Linked DNA regions of Homo sapiens: region 2 is linked to region 1. A link is a contact called in ENCODE Hi-C data. All regions are on one chromosome and are shown on one strand. Each heading gives the region's core, a stretch centred on a gene start or an enhancer-like site at or near the end of the contact. The rest is flanking DNA. Distances are from core to core; before and after follow the strand shown.

Region 1 (3,047 bases), core at 34-2,533:
TGGTAACCCAAATGTCCTTCAGTGAGTGAGGGGATAGACTTCAATAGAGTGCATACAATAGAACATTACTCAGCAATAAAAAGAGCAGACTGCTGGTAAATAAGACAACATGAGTGACTCTCAAAGGCATTGTGCTGGATGAAAGAAGCCAGTCTCATAAAGCCTCCTACTATCTGATTCCAGCTATATGACATTCTGAAAAAGTGAGAACTTCCACAATGCAGGGCAGGGGTGGGAGAAGGGTGTGAGTCCAACATGGCCTTGTGAGGGAGTCCAGGGGTGACAGAACTCTTGGGGATCCTGCTTTTGAAGGTGGCTACACAAATCTATGTGTGTGTCCAAACCCATGATGCACACACATGCTCCCAAGTCAATTTTACCATATTTAATAATAAATAAAAAATAAAACAGTATGAATCCACCAAGGAAAGAAGACAGGAGGGAATATCAGACAACCCACCTCAGCTTTTATAAAAGAAATGACCTCAGCTGTCATTTTAAAATGAATCTTATGTTGGAGAACAGAATTTTTTTTTTAATTTCTCTAGAAAGAGCACTTTAGGTAATTGGGTATGGGTTGATGATACAGGTTGTGGTGAATTATTTCAGGCTGAACGCAGTAGGAGCTTTTGCCACAGCTTTTCCTCAGTTTGGTCAGGGCAAGTAGGAAATTGAGGGCTTCTACGATGAGGACTTTGGGCAGAAAGCCTTGGTCTCAGGTTTATTCATTCAGTAATTTATGTACATCTGTAAAGTTGGAGGCCCTGTGGAAAACACACAAATCCATAGGAGAGTCCCCAGCCTCAGGATACCTGTAAGGTGGTTGAGAAGATAGGACACAGGAGGCCCTCAGGATTGAGCCTGCAATTACTCTGCAGACTCCCCTTATAAACCACCCAGTGGGGGCTTCTCAGTCAGGCCTCGTTGGTGGAGTAATAGGTCACTACAAATAAGTGCCCTGTAAAAGACTTGGGAACATTTCATCAGAGATAATCATTTGCAGTGCAATTTTCCCTTCTATGGCCAAGCCAGCAAAATTGATGGGTTTCTTAAATGTGCCTCAGGAGATTTTCTGATCTCTGTTCCACTTAAAGACCGTTTGGTTATTTTTTAGTCTGTCTCCACAAAACAGTATTTCATCAGGTTCCGCACAGCCAGAAATGTCTCTCCCTGACTTCCTAAATCACTGCAAGTTTCTGCCGGGCACAGCACGGAGTGAGTAAACAGGCCCATAGACCCAGGATTGAGGACAATTGTTTGCATTGTTCTAGGATGAGTCCTCGAAACGGCTTGAGTCCCTCATGCCCCTGGCACCTCTGCCAGGGTTGGTTGACAGTGCTTTCCATCACAGTAACACATCGTACCTTTTCCATTGCCCCAAGTAGAAGCTGAATTGAAGAGCTTCTGATGTCAGAGCTTCCTATCTGAGGTGTCACTGCAAAAAGGGAAACTGAGGCAGCAAGTGAGGAAAGAGTAGCTCACCTCAGCATGCAGAATGTGAGCCAAAGTCTAAGCAGTCTGCATTCTATTAAAATAGGGTCCATAGAAAACCAAGGGCTGCTACAGTTACTCCTATTTGCCAGGCCAGAAAACAAACCTGACTCCCAAAATACCAGCCAGGCCTATAAGAAATCAGGCAATAGACTAGCTAGAATGTTTCATTTCCTCTGCCTCTTTCTCTGCTAGTTTTGTTGCCAAAGAATTAGGTTTGTTTGTAAGAGACTATATTAACTACAGGCAGTAGTAATATTTTTCAGACAAGGATAATGAAAAACAAGAAATAAGGAACAGGGTAGATGTTGTCAGAGCCCCACCTGCATCCCTTCCACATGCCAGGCATGTGCACACTAGCATGACTTCACCTGCTAGCACTACCCACTCCCCCGAGAGCATTTTTCACCTACTCAAGAGATATATGTGGGGCAGGCTGGTGCTGGGGAATTAAAATCCCCTGCCCCGGGAGGACTCAATCAATGACTGTTGGCAGTTGGTGTATACGTACCCCAGCTCCCTCCCTCTGCAGGAGTGAGAGCTCTGAGGCATGTATCCTCTACAGGCCCCTAGAGTCTCCAAGTGGGATTGAGCTCCAATTGCCCATAGTGGAAAATGGCTTGCCATTGCCCCCTAGATTGGCTGCCTTCCCTCCATGTCTCACTTCCCTTGTCTGTTACCAGTGCTTCCAGGGATCATTTCCCAAATAAACTACTTGTACTAGGGTCTGCTTCCAGGAGAAACCACACTAAGATAGGGGGTATGGGGTGTTACCTCTGAGATAACTCAGATGGTGAAAAGAAGACAGAGGAAAATGGGAGCTGGATTATGCAGGCTTTCTCAACCAAAGTGACTTGAGCAACTGCAGAAAGGCTACTGGCCTCCGGCCACTGTAACAACTTCCTAGAAGTCACTGTCCTCATTGATAATGTTACACTATTAGGAATTAGGGGCACCTATTTGCCATTCAGATACTTATCTCTTCTTCATGTACGTGCAACATCTTAGCTTACCCATTGTTCACCCATTGTATTATCATCATTGGTGATTTCCTAAGATCCAGGTAAAAACCACCAATTCCTCTAAACACTGCCACATTGTTAAAATACCAACCCACAAAGGACTGTTGACGTTAGTCAGCTGACATGTAATCAATCCTTAGAAAACAGATTCCTGTGATTTCTGTGGTACAGAAAATCATTACATCAAGTGTATTGTCTCCAGCAGAAAATATCCTAAGGCCCACAGTAAACTTCTCACCAAAAACTGCATGTCATACACATTCACTCTTCATTGATACCCTTGACTGCAAAGAGAAAAGATTACAAATATCACCGTGGAGAAGGGGTCAGATCTGTTTCCAGTGACAGGCCAGAGTCAAAATCCTGTCGCATGAAGCTGAATGGATTCAGAAGCTTCTCCCCCACAACCCTCTTCCCCTCTCCTTGCCACACACTCACATGACTCCCCCAAAGCAAGAACTATCTCAAGTGGCAGCCTTTGGGGATAGAGAAAAATCTTTAGATTCCTTTATTAATTCCTTGGCCACCTCTCTG
Region 2 (3,442 bases), core at 683-3,182, 130 kb before region 1:
TAATCTTTATCCTATAAGTTCTTGTTTTATTCCATATTACAGAATAAAATATACATGGACAAATACAGCCTCTGACCTCAGAGTATGTACAGATTGACAGGGAAGACAGCCACTGAACAATCGATTACAGAAGTACACGTCTGTATTACTGAGAAAGCACATACCAGGAAGCCAACCTCCGGTTAAGACCAGGAAAATCCCAAAAGCGGGGGTGAAGGTAGAAATGTGGCTAGAAGGAATATTACAAGCAGAGAGAATCAATGGCATGAATAGCTTTCCAGGCCTTTGTGGTGGAAGGAGCATTTTAGGAAGTACAAAAGCCAGGTGTGGTTAGGATCTGGGGAGTGAAAGGCTGGGACGACAGGTTGATTGACATGGGAAGAAGGGATTGACAGAGGACACTAAGACTGCATGACAAGTTAGGAGGCCATAGCAGAAGTCCAGGCCAAAGGACAGGGATGATGAGAGAGAGGCAGGGGCATCAGAAGCATTTATGAGGTCGAGTGGACAGGGATCTGGGGCAGATTGGATGCTGGGGGTAAGGGTGAGGATTGGCCCCCTGGTGTCTGGGTGGCTGGTGAGGCTTTTCATGGAGACAAGAACCGTGAGTGCCTTCCCTGGCCCCACAATTTCCCCAATTGACATTGTTGGCTATAGAGAGCATGGGATTGGCATCTCTGCTGAAATAAAATCGGTACTCATGTTAGAACCTCATGGCTTATGATAGAGGAGGAGCTCTGTTTACTGGCCTTTTCCAAAGGCACACACTATTGTACCCATGCAGAAATGGCCTCAGATATCACTGCCCAGCCCCTTGTTGTGTGCCAGGCCTTTTCTATTTCTATGTCTTCTTGCCCACACCATCTCCCTTCTCATAATTCTTCTTCCCCACAGCATCTTATAATCACTCTCCTTCCTTATAATTATAGTCAAGAGTTTCAGTAACTCTTTTCCTCCCTTGATATTGCTATTGAGACAGACTAGAGTTTTGTTTGGAGAATGAATAAAGTTTACTTGAATAGAAAATCATTGAAAAAAGAATGGAAATTTTTTGTAAGGTCCAAATACAAATGAGGTTAAAGTTTTGAAGAAGAGACTTCTATCTGAAAGGGTTTTTGAGTTGTTTTCACTGTTATTGGATATAGTTCTACCAATAACTTTAAGCAGAGGTAGGCTCACAAATGGAATGATAATGATCTCACCATTTGGGGGAGGGATTGATTGGGGATTGATGTGTTTTTTTTTGGCAAAACTACAAATAGGATGAAAATTGTTGTGGATGAATCAAGGCGGCAAAGCAACAGGTAATGGGATAGTTCATTACAATATTTAAGATTCTAGGAGCTGATCAGGCTTTTATTATTCCATTATTTTATATACAAGAGGCTTGTATAAACTAAACCAAATACAAAAAAATTAATAAGTATGTTGTTTTGAAAGAATTTCTGCCTTATGTCAGTGTTAACAGTTTCTATTAACTGTCCCTAGGGCTGCTTCTAATGCAGAAAGTAAGTAAATCTGACCATCTCTGAAACTGCTGTGAAACTGTCTCCCCTTTGACAACCCTCTCTCATTTCCCATTCACCTCCACTTTACCAATTTATGCTGAAAATAACTCCCTTCAGATTAGAAAATGAAACCGAATTCATGGTTCCCTAGAGAGCCCTGCAGAGTCATTGCGCAAGCAGCCTGACATGGCCAAGGAAGGTTAGGGGCTTTGGGGCTTTTTGTTGTTGTTTTGGAGTTTAAATGTCTGTTTTGGTTTCATTGAAATAATGAGAGAGATTGTTCCGCTCCGTAGTTTGGAAAGAGTTGTATTGTTCACTTTAAAATAGGAGGCATTTTAAGGTTGGAGTTTTTTAAAAATTTCTTTCTGTTTTAGTTTTCTGACTGCCTATTCTAAATAGTCACCTGGAACCAGTCAGTGTTCTGAGAGCCCTGATGACTCACCACCTCCTTTAACTCTTTGAGATACCAACAGAACCCACTCATCACAGATGATGCCATTGGCATTTTAAAAGGTGAAATGAAAGCCAAAGCTGTAGCCTGGAGGCTCCAGACCCTTATCTCCTCCTCAATGAGAATTTGTTGAGTCCCTGCTGTGTATATAGAAAGGCCCAGGGTACCAGGGTACATGCTGTAGGCAATGCCAAGGTGAACGGAGAATGGGTCTCTGGTTTGGGGAGCTTACATTTAAACAGTGGAGGCTGGCTTTGTACCCAAAGAGCAGAGACTGAAATAACAAGTGCTCTAAGCAGGAATTGGAAGAAATACTCTGTGAATTCAAAGGAGAAGGAGAGGATTTAATAAGTAGGTTGAGAAAAGCATTACAGAGCAGGTGACATGAAAGTTAAATCTCAAAGGATGGGCAGAATTTGGACATTCAAAGATGGAAGAAAGAACATCTCAGTCTTAAAGAATAATGTGAACATTTATATGTCTTCTTAAGAGGAATGTCTATCAGGTCACCCTTTTTTTTTTGAGACGGAGTCTCGCTCTGTCGCCCAGGCTGGAGTGCAGTGGCATGATCTTGGCTCACTGCAAGCTCCGCCTCCTGGGTTCATGCCATTCTCCTGCCTCACCCTCCCAAGTAGCTGGGACTACAGGCGCCCACCACCACGCCTGGCTAATTTTTTGTATTTTTTAGTAGAGACGGGGTTTCACTGTGTTAACCAGAATAGTCTCAATCTCTTGACCTTGTGATCTGCCCACCTTGGCCTCCTAAAGTGCTGGGATTACAGGCATGAGCCACTGCGCCTGGCCAGGTCACCCATTTTTAAATTGAATTATTGGTTTTCTTTCTGTAGAGTTATTGGATTTTCTTATAAATATCTTATCTATTTCAGATATGAATCCCTGATCAGCTGTATGGCTTACAATATTTTCTCCCAATTCATAGGTTGCCTCTGCTCTCTGTTGTTTACATTGTTCTGCAGAAGCTTTTTATTTTTATGTAACCCCATTTGTCTAATTTTGCCTTTGTTGCCTACACTTTCTGGGTCAAATCTAAAAAATTATTGCCCAGATCAGTGTCATGTAGTTTTTTCCCCCATCTTTTCTTCTAGTAATTTTTCAGTTTCAGATAAGTTTAACTCTTTAGTCCATTTTGAGTTGATTTCTGAATATGGTGTGAGATAAGCATCCGGTTTTGTTCTTCTGCATATAAATAGTTGTCCCAACACCACTTATTGAAGAGTCTCTTTTTCTCCTTGTGTATTCTTGGCATCTTTGTCAAAAATCAGTTGAGTCTACATGTGTGGTTCATTTCTGAGCTCTCTATTCTGTTCCATTGGTCGATGAGTCTATTTGTATGCTAGGACCATGCTGTTTGTTCTTTTTACTCATGATAGCTTTGGATATTCAGGGGTTTTTGTGGTTCCATATGAAATTTAGAATTTGTTTTTTCTATTGCAATGAAAAATGATTTTGGAATTCTGATAGG

Evidence for each region. Hi-C counts contacts between places; a loop is a spot of excess contacts on that map. Pooled maps may share reads with other maps.
Region 2: a loop to region 1 is called in a map with no recorded cell type, with 2.4 times the contacts of the local background. The contact joins two enhancer-like sites. A Hi-C loop is called at or near these places in 1 of 168 maps with a recorded cell type or tissue (Right ventricle myocardium inferior), 17 of 37 single-sample maps with no recorded cell type and 4 of 50 pooled maps.

What each region holds. Positions count from the first base shown.
Region 1 is chr6:39,400,532-39,403,578 of GRCh38, reverse strand. All of the region lies in intron 15 of KIF6 (kinesin family member 6), which reads left to right. Among named protein-coding and RNA genes, the nearest start is that of KCNK16, 79 kb to the right of the region's middle. Within about 2 kb of position 1,283, at least 2 of the 41 ENCODE cell types and tissues checked have a DNase peak (open chromatin) inside an H3K27ac peak, as active enhancers do.
Region 2 is chr6:39,528,826-39,532,267 of GRCh38, reverse strand. All of the region lies in intron 13 of KIF6 (kinesin family member 6), which reads left to right. Among named protein-coding and RNA genes, the nearest start is that of KIF6, 190 kb to the left of the region's middle. RefSeq lists enhancers at 1,482-1,561, 1,582-1,641, 1,752-1,891. Within about 2 kb of position 1,932, at least 3 of the 41 ENCODE cell types and tissues checked have a DNase peak (open chromatin) inside an H3K27ac peak, as active enhancers do.